Regions from separate parts of the Homo sapiens genome. Here region 2 is linked to region 1. Evidence: chromatin contacts called from ENCODE Hi-C or POLR2A ChIA-PET data. All regions are on one chromosome and are shown on one strand. Each heading gives the region's core, a stretch centred on a gene start or an enhancer-like site at or near the end of the contact. The rest is flanking DNA. Distances are from core to core; before and after follow the strand shown.

Region 1 (4,140 bases), core at 633-3,132:
AGCGGCTAATTATTTTCTGAGCTCTTCTCTTCCTTCTGATACCTTGCTATGTGCAGCCAGGAAACGTGTGCATTCCCTGCTCCTCTGTTTTCTCCTGCAGAACTGCCTTGGGGGAGTCCTGGTGACAATCTGAAGAGCGCATCCCCACTGCCTGGTGTGGGTTTCCATCTTTACTGGCCTTGGAGGCAAGCCCCATCTCCAGGGCCAGTTTCTATCCTTGGGGTCTCATTGTCAGAATTACTTTCTCACTCGGCCCCTCCCGCATGTCCCGCTTTCCTGCTGTAATTCTCTTCCTAGCACTTATTTCTAACATACTATGTATTTTACTTACTCATTTGGTTTGCTTTCTTCTTCATTAGAATATAAACTCTACAAAGACAGCTATTTTTATGGTTTTCTTTGTGTGGTTTTTTTGTTTGTTTTTTTACCAATACCATTTTCTTTGCTTTTTGTGGTGGTTGGTTTGTTTTCTCATTAAACTTTATCAGCTCTTCTTCCGACTCCAGCCCTGCTCTTGTATTTTAGCCTGCCTCTGCCCTTGGGAACAGGCTTCTGCTGTTTGCCCTGGTCCAGAGGCCAGCGGAAGTGCCTATGGTTCCCTGCAGTGCGTCTTGCCTGCGTTGGAGGAGGATCTCATTTCCCAGCCCCCGGCTTGTCTTGGTAATGGATAGTTTGTCAGATGAGCCATTCTCTCCTCACCAGAAACAGTGACCTTGGGAACAGCAGAGGTGTAGTGTTGGCCTGTGTTTGTGGATTCGGACCAGCTGTTGCTTTGTAGGTCAGCCTCTTTGTTGGAGCTGGCCTTTAAAAAAATAACATGATTTACCTTCCATTAAGATTCACTCTTTTTTTACTTAAAAAATGTTCACTACCACAGCTAAGCTACAGAACATTTGCATCACCCCATAAAATCCCCTTGTTCCCCTTGGTAGTCACTTCCCTTCCCCCGTCCTAGCCTCTGGTAACCACTCACCTGAATTTTTTTTTTTGAGACAGAGTCTCGCTCTGTCACCCAGGCTGGAGTGCAGTGGCACAATCTTGGCTCACTGCAACCTCCGCCTCCCGGGTTCAAGCAATTCTTCTGCCTCAGCCTCCCCAGTAGCTGGGACTACAGGCACGCGCCACCATGCCCAGCTAATTTTTGTATTTTTGGTAGAGATGGGGTTTCACCATGTTGGCCATTATGGTCTCGATCGTGATCCGCCCGCCTCTGCCTTCCATAGTGCTGGGATTATAGGCATGAGCCACCGCGCCTGGCCTGACCTGATTTTTGTTCCTACAGTTTTGCTTTTTCCAGAGTGTCACATATACTTCTGTAACTTGCATAATGCTTTTGAGAGTTACCCAAAATGTTGCATGCATCCGTAGTTTCTCTTTTTTATTGAGTAATTTTACAGATAAACCAATTTATGCATTCACCAATTAATTGATGGATGTTTGTGTTGTTCCCACGTTTGGGCTATTTTGAAAAAAGCTGCTATGAACATTATTTTTCTTCTGTGGACATCCTTTTTATGTGTTGCTGGATTGATTTGCTAAAGTTATGTTAATGATTTTTGCATCTGTGCTCATGAAGGCTGTCTGTAGGCCTCTTGTCTTACAGTGGCCTTCGGGGTCTCATAAAATGAGTTAGAATGTGTTCCTGTTTCTTCTCCTTTCTGGAAGACTGTGTTAGAATTGGTATTATCATCTCTTCCTTAAACGTTATTGGTTCTTGCTTTCTGTTTCTCTTGTTCTGTTTGGTCAAATGCCAGACAGTGTGCAGAGAGCATCAGGCTGAGGTTGTTTCCTGTGTCCTGTTGTGCACCTGGGAGGCCAGGTCAGTGCATTTGGCCTCAGCTGGGCTGTCTCTAGCACTGTGCGTGCTCGTGTGGGCCTGTAGAGGGGAGTCTCTCTCTACTTCCTCCTTGGCAAGGTCTCCGATGGTGGCATCTTCTCAGTTCCCCCCTCTAGCCTGACTCTTGGGCAGCTCTGTGCTCACGGCCTTGGGGGCAGCTTTCCCAGCGAGCCCACCTCTGCCCGGTGGCAGCCAGACTCTGCCTTGTATCTGCAGGGGTCTGACCGGCCCCGTGTCTTGTGCTGGTCCTGGCCTGTGTGTGGCACACGCCTTTCTCCAGGACAAGGAGAAAGGCATGTTTCCTTCCTCTCTGCTAGTGGATTAGCTGGAGACTTGGGTGCAGGTCTCCTGGGAATGAGTGGGAACATTCGTTTTGGGGCTTTCCAGGGGTTAGACTCCCACACTTGACACTCTCAACCTTTCAGAATTTGTTTAAAGTTAAACTGTTTTTTTTTTTTCTAACCACTTTTATGGCCTCCTTCCACTTTCCTTCCTCTGTCAAAGGTGAAACAGTAAGTGTGTCCCCTTCTCCCTGGAGGGGCTGCTGCACTTTGTTGTGTAGTTCCCTCCGGCAGCCTGGTCACTTCGGCTCTCTGATGGCCCAGAGATAGGATTTTATCAATTGTCCTGCTCTGTCTCTGGTCAGGGCTCTGGTCAGGGCTCAGAGTGCACGGCTCTCCTGCAGCTTTCTGCATCCAGAGGGGAAGTGGGGCTGAATTGCTGTCTTCTAGATAAGCATTCTGTTATCAGCAGTTGTAGGAGAATATTGGTGGGAATTTATCTTAACATCTTGCCTGACAGTTGCACGTTGCAAATTTCTCTGGAGACCTCTTCTTCCAAGATTGACCCATCCTAGCATCACGTCCTAGACATAGTCGTGCCTGGAAACCTAAGAAATCTCCATTTCAAACTTTCATCTTGATCATTGTCTGTCTTTGTAGCTCACTTGCTTGTCTTCTCTTGCCATAGTTTTTTTTTTTTTTTGAGACAGAGTCTTGCTCTGTTGCCCAGGCTGGAGTGCAGTGGTGCAATCTCAGCTCACTACAACCTCACTTCCTGGGTTCAAGAGACTATCGTGCCTCAGCCTCCCGAGTAGCTGGGACTATAGGCATGCGCCATCACACCTGGCTAATTTTTTTTTTTTTTTAGAGACACAGTCTCGCTCTGTCACCAGGCTGGAATGCAGTGGTGCGATGTTGGCTCACTGCAACCTCTGCCTCCTGGGTTCAGGTGATTCTCATGCCTCAGCCTCCCGAGTACCGGGGACTATAGGCGCGCAACACCACACCTGGCTGATCTTTGTATTTAGTAGAGACAGGGTTTCGTGATGATGGCCAAGCTGGTCTCAAACTCCTGGCCTCAAATGATCTACCTACCTTGGCCTCCCAAAGTGCTGGGATTACAGGCGTGAGCCACTGCGCCTGACCTGCCATAGTTCTTTGACCTCATCCATCCCTATCAGTCCATGGATTCCATTCCTGTTAGGTTTATCACGTCTCCCCGACCTCACTCCTAGGAGCCTGAGTTCCCGGACTTGGCACTGTGGCTCTTCCGTGGCTCTCAGGCAAAGGCCCTGAACTTTTTTTGGTTATGCTGGTCCAGCCCTGTCTCTTCCCTCCATGTGGCAGAATATTCATGGAGAAAATTGCTGGCCTCAGTTTACTGCTTCCTCTTCATAACTTCATGACTGCAAACCATGCATGGGCATCTAGTGCGTTTTTCTGGCTTAAGTACCTCCCCAAACTCCTTGGCAGGAACCCTTCCTTTTCCTTGCTTCTTAGACTACGTGTACCCTCTTTACCCACCCCTTGCTCAGCTCAGCTATTGACCTTCGTGCTTCAGGGAGAAAATCAAAGTTAACACCTCCCCTGTATCACCCCCAAACCCCCATAGCTGAGGGCATTTTCTCCTCTCTTTCCTCTCCAAGGCCCACCCCCACTGGGCTTTCAGGTGCCCATCTGTTTTCATCTTCTTCAAGACTTTGTCGCTTTGATTATTGTTTTCTTCTGCCTTGGCCCATGACCCATGGAATGCAAATACTCTGGGGCTACCCATTCATGAATGACCCGCCTTTGGCCTCACCTCCCCTTCACAGCCATGTATGTCTCTAGGTAGATTTTAAAGTTGTGGTTCAATTTCTTTAATGGTTAAAATCTTGTCAGGTTAGTTTTGGTAAGTTATATTCTTAGAAATTGTCAAAGTTGCCCACCAGCGTGGCACATGCCTGTAGTTGCGGCTACACAGGAGGCTGAGGCAGGAGGGTCGCTTGAGCCCAGGAGTTCTGGGCTGTTGTGCGGTATGAT
Region 2 (4,770 bases), core at 637-3,136, 87 kb before region 1:
TTTTGCTCCCAGCTAAACCCAAGGCTTTCCCCAAGGGCCAGCACTGTTACCAGAGCCTCCTTTTCTAGATTTCATGCGGACAGTACATTGTGCCGGCCCTGGTAAGTTTGGTCCTGATGGTGAGGTTGACTGATTGTCCCCAGATTTCCCTTTTCACCGTCTGCAGTCTCCTCTAAGAGGAAAGGGGAGCACGTTTCAGTGGCTCCACGTATGTGGATTATATTCTCATCCTCAAATCAAAGACCTTTATACTCAGTCCTGCATTCTTCCTGCATGGCCGTTTGTGTATGTCAGGATGCCATTTGGGAAACAAAATCCACTCTAATTATTCCTAAGCTTAGTGGATTTTAACATGGAAGGAGAAGCCTAAATCAGCAGTGTCTGGGCTGGGTCTCCAGGAATAACTCTTGACCTCGAAGCATTGACCCACCTAGGGAGCTGCTGTGTCTGCTCCATGAAGAAGGTCTGGAGGCGGCATCCACCCCCTGCACTCATATCTTTGGGTTCGTGTAGACAGTACTGCAGACCCTTTCTAGGGAGGAGAGGCCTGGGCTCAAGACATAGCAGCCTCTGCCAGAAGTGTTTCTTCAGGATGCAGCTGTGCCTGCCAGTGCCAACACCCTCAGCAGCTCAAATCGGCCTCCATCCCCTGCCCTGCCAGTAGCATGAGTGTGTCTGTTTGAGGGAACTCGGTTCACGTCTAGGATCCTGGCTGCACGGGAGTCAGAGTAGAGGATTAGAGCTTCTTGTCACTGTAGGGCAGGATGTCCTGCCCAGGGGACAGGCAGGGTGAGGTGAGCAGTAGGGCTTTGGTGGTGAGAACTTTCCTGAAACAGCCCCTCCTACGTGCTCAGCAAGAGGGAAAGGGCGTTCCACTGGCCCCCCTAGATGGGTAAGAGCACTTGGCCAGAAGGTGGGAGGAACCACGTTTGAAACTGTTGGAGCAGAAATTGTCTAGATGTAAGTTCTGAGCTGGCAGGTGAGAGGCTTGTCAGGTTCTTAGGCCCCCAGGACAGAGAATTGGATTGTGTTCAATCCTTGGTGTGTGTCACACGCATTGGTCATGCATAGCCTGCTTTTCTCTGTTAGTTACTTGTAACAACCTACTGAGCAATGCAAATCCTCCTCCACATGAAGGCTCCACCTTGGCAGTGGCCTACATTGGTCGCGTCAGCTTGAGAGAGCATCATGCCCCTAGTGCTGTCTAAATGTTCACTGCCTCACGTAACCCTCACAACAGCACAGTCAGATGTGGGCTCTGGTGACTCTGCTTCAGAAGAGAAAGCTGCAGCCCCCAGATAGTAAGTAAGGTCCCCAGGTCTTGCAGTCAGCACATGGTGTGGCTGTGGCAGCCCCCAGATAGTAAGGAAGGTCCCCAGGTCTTGCAGTCAGCACATGGTGTGGCTGTGGCAGCCCCCAGATAGTAAGGAAGGTCCCCAGGTCTTGCAGTCAGCACATGGTGTGGCTGTGGCAGCCCCCAGATAGTAAGGAAGGTCCCCAGGTCTTGCAGTCAGCACATGGTGTGGCTGTGGCAGCCCCCAGATAGTAAGGAAGGTCCCCAGGTCTTGCAGTCAGCACATGGTGTGGCTGTGGCAGCCCCCAGATAGTAAGGAAGGTCCCCAGGTCTTGCAGTCAGCACATGGTGTGGCTGTGGCAGCCCCCAGATAGTAAGGAAGGTCCCCAGGTCTTGCAGTCAGCACATGGTGTGGCTGTGGCAGCCCCCAGATAGTAAGGAAGGTCCCCAGGTCTTGCAGTCAGCACATGGTGTGGCTGTGGCTGTGTTCACGCTCCAGGAGACTCCACTAAACACCCAGCAGGGAGAGACACAGCACATCAGCTGGGAGGTGGAGTGACTTGGGAAGTGGGCTTGACTGACTGGGAGAGGTGCACAGATCCTCTGTGGGTGGGAGGAGGGTGGGGCCTCTGCTGCTCACCAGAGGGTTCCACAGAGGGTGTCACACGTCAGAAAAAAGAAATGGCTTCGTTTATCACTTATATCAAACTGATTGCTTCTTTCTCTTTTGTTTTTCTCCTTCTGTTTACAAGATTGTTGACGGTGAGTGGTTTCGTTTCCTTTTTCACTGGGTTTGGAGAGGAAACTGGCATAGGTGAGAGCCGCGGTGCTGCAGGTCTTGCCAGACCATCCCCAAGGGCTTGGAGCGCTCCAAGCAGGAAGATGCCTTCGCAGATGCTGTGGTCAGACCCACACAGCCAGTCCCCCTTGTGCCTGCTGAAGAAACTTCACCACTATCATTGAGCACTGAGCTATAGTCCTTTCTTGTGGCCTACCAGATTTTGGAGAAGGCTGGTAGCTCACAGCAGGGGTTGGGGGGTTTCTCCTGGGAAGATAAGATAGTGGCCTCCAGAGCTGGGCAGAACCTTCTGGGTTATAGCTGAGCATGGCAGCAGTTTGTCTCTGGGGGTCCCAGGCAGGGAAGGAAGAGGGTCTTAAGAGGCGTCAGGATGGGAGTGGTGAGGATGGTAAGAGTAGAGAGCCTCCAACCTGAAAATGTGACCTCTTACCTTAGAAAGAAGAAGACCAAGGAGGAATGCTAGGAGGCTGCCCCAGGACCATGCTGACAGCTGTGTGGTGAGCAGTGACGATGAGGAGTTGTCCAGGGACAGAGACGTATATGTGACTACCCATACTCCCAGAAACGCCAGGGATGAGGGCGCTACAGGCCTCAGGTACCAACGTGCCCCCAGCTCTGCTGCCGCCATGCTAGGATGTGGGGCCAGGGCATGGGAATACTTTTCAGCAAATCTGTGAGCCCTTGGCCCTGGAAGGGCTTGCCCAAGCCTCTACCCAGCATCTGGATACAGTTGGAACTGGGTCCAGAACTGAGTCCAGCTATTCCCACTGTAACCAGAGGATGCCAAGCGCTGACACAGTGTGTGCAGACAGTCCCAGTGGCCCCAGACAGGGATCCTGGGGCTGGTAGGGGCCTGGGGGAGGGCAGGGTGACTCAGGTTGTGTGCACCTTCTCATGTTCACCCTCCCACATGCCCTTGGGGCAGTTGGCTTTCCTGAAAGTCTCTCGGATGCCCGCGCTAAGGCAGAGTCAGGAGGCCAGGGACGGGACTCTTGTAGGGGATAGGGGCCACTCACGTGACAGGGTATAATAAAATGTTTGCGTTGACTGAGAAACTAACGTGAAGCACTGTGCTCTTAGGCCCTCAGGTACTGTCAGTTGTCCCATCTGCATGGACGGATACTCAGAGGTAAGTAAACCAAGCTGTATCTTCCAGGCTTCTGGTTTCTAAACTTCACTGAAAGAATTGGATGAGACAGGATCTTCCCCCTCGGTGGGATTGGACACCCCTACTCACAGTCATGCCTGGGCCGTCACTTATTGCAGATCTGCCTGTGAGGGGAGAATGTGCCAGTTTCTCCTTGGACCCTACAACTTTCACCTTCAGCCCCTATACTCCTGTATGCCCTGAGCTTCCGGGTGCAAATGCGTCCTCCTTTTTTGTGCCCCATCCTGGCTCTAACTGAAAGCTGCTAGTGTTTACTGGGGTCCCTCATAACCCTCTTGGGCTGTCACACTGTTGAGATGCCATGGCCCCTGCCTCCTGCTCTCCAGCTGAGAGAGACCACAGCAGACACAGTTAGCTCTCCAGACCCCTCCCTGTTGTAGCCTGGCCCTTGCTTTCCTTTAATTAGTCATCTTAGGCATAGGTGGGTGGGATTCTCTGGCCCCATGGCTGCTCTGGGACAAGGGCAAACTCGGAGGCTCTTCTTTTTAATGCCTTCTAGATCGTGCAGAATGGACGTCTCATCGTTTCCACAGAATGCGGCCATGTCTTCTGTAGCCAGTGCCTCCGTGATTCCCTGAAGAATGCTAATACTTGCCCAACTTGTAGGAAAAAGATCAACCACAAACGGTACCACCCCATTTATATATGAAGTATTCAGAGCCCCCCAGGAGAGACGGATGGACAGACAGACAGCCAGGTTCTCCAGTGGTATCTGCCTCCATTTTCCTGAGATCAAAAAGACTGTTTCGAAACCAACATCTGATATGTAAACTGCTCTTTTGTTTCCAACCCCTTCCTTTTGTTATCTCCAGTTTGATGCTATGGCGCTGGACCCAGGGCCCTCCCAGGCCATCTCTGTTCCTCTGGGGTGGTCCAGTTCTAGAGTGGGAGAAAGGGAGTCAGGCGCATTGGGAATCGTGGTTCCAGTCTGGTTGCAGAATCTGCACATTTGCCAAGAAATTTTCCCTGTTTGGAAAGTTTGCCCCAGCTTTCCCGGGCACACCACCTTTTGTCCCAAGTGTCTGCCGGTCGACCAATCTGCCTGCCACACATTGACCAAGCCAGACCCGGTTCACCCAGCTCGAGGATCCCAGGTTGAAGAGTGGCCCCTTGAGGCCCTGGAAAGACCAATCACTGGACTTCTTCCCTTGAGAGTCAGAGGTCACCCGTGATTCTGCCTGCACCTTATCATTGATCTGCAGTGATTTCTGCAAATCAAGAGAAACTCTGCAGGGCACTCCCCTGTTTCCTAAGAACGAAAAAGTGCAATAAAGGCCATTCGTTACCTACTTTTCAGCAGCCCACAAGATGTAGCACTATTAGTGTCCCCCTCAGAGGCTTAATGTTGCCTGTGGAGCAGTGCCCATCCCAGCCCGTTTCTGCCCACCAGTTGTTCTCAGGAACCTTACCCATGCTCCAGCGTCCTTCACCTGGCACAGGACATGCAAGATAAATAGGGCAGGCACGTGTTTGGGTGTCCTCTCTTTTCTGATAAAATCCATCCCGTGT

Evidence for each region. Hi-C counts contacts between places; a loop is a spot of excess contacts on that map. ChIA-PET counts read pairs that join two places held with the same protein, here RNA polymerase II (POLR2A). Pooled maps may share reads with other maps.
Region 2: a loop to region 1 is called in a pooled map, with 2.5 times the contacts of the local background. The contact joins two enhancer-like sites. A Hi-C loop is called at or near these places in 1 of 168 maps with a recorded cell type or tissue (transverse colon) and 2 of 50 pooled maps. POLR2A ChIA-PET finds 5 or more read pairs at or near these places in 7 of 52 experiments (GM12878, H1, OCI-LY7 and 4 more).

The regions. Positions count from the first base shown.
Region 1 is chr4:2,596,934-2,601,073 of GRCh38, forward strand. All of the region lies in intron 2 of FAM193A (family with sequence similarity 193 member A), which reads left to right. Among named protein-coding and RNA genes, the nearest start is that of FAM193A, 62 kb to the left of the region's middle. RefSeq lists enhancers at 1-721, 722-1,674. Within about 2 kb of position 1,883, at least 15 of the 41 ENCODE cell types and tissues checked have a DNase peak (open chromatin) inside an H3K27ac peak, as active enhancers do.
Region 2 is chr4:2,509,910-2,514,679 of GRCh38, forward strand. It overlaps RNF4 (ring finger protein 4), which reads left to right. Exons shown (of 8, transcript NM_002938.5): 5 at 2,047-2,056; 6 at 2,529-2,688; 7 at 3,174-3,222; 8 at 3,761-4,770. The coding sequence ends at 3,910. Among named protein-coding and RNA genes, the nearest start is that of FAM193A, 24 kb to the right of the region's middle. Within about 2 kb of position 1,887, at least 2 of the 41 ENCODE cell types and tissues checked have a DNase peak (open chromatin) inside an H3K27ac peak, as active enhancers do.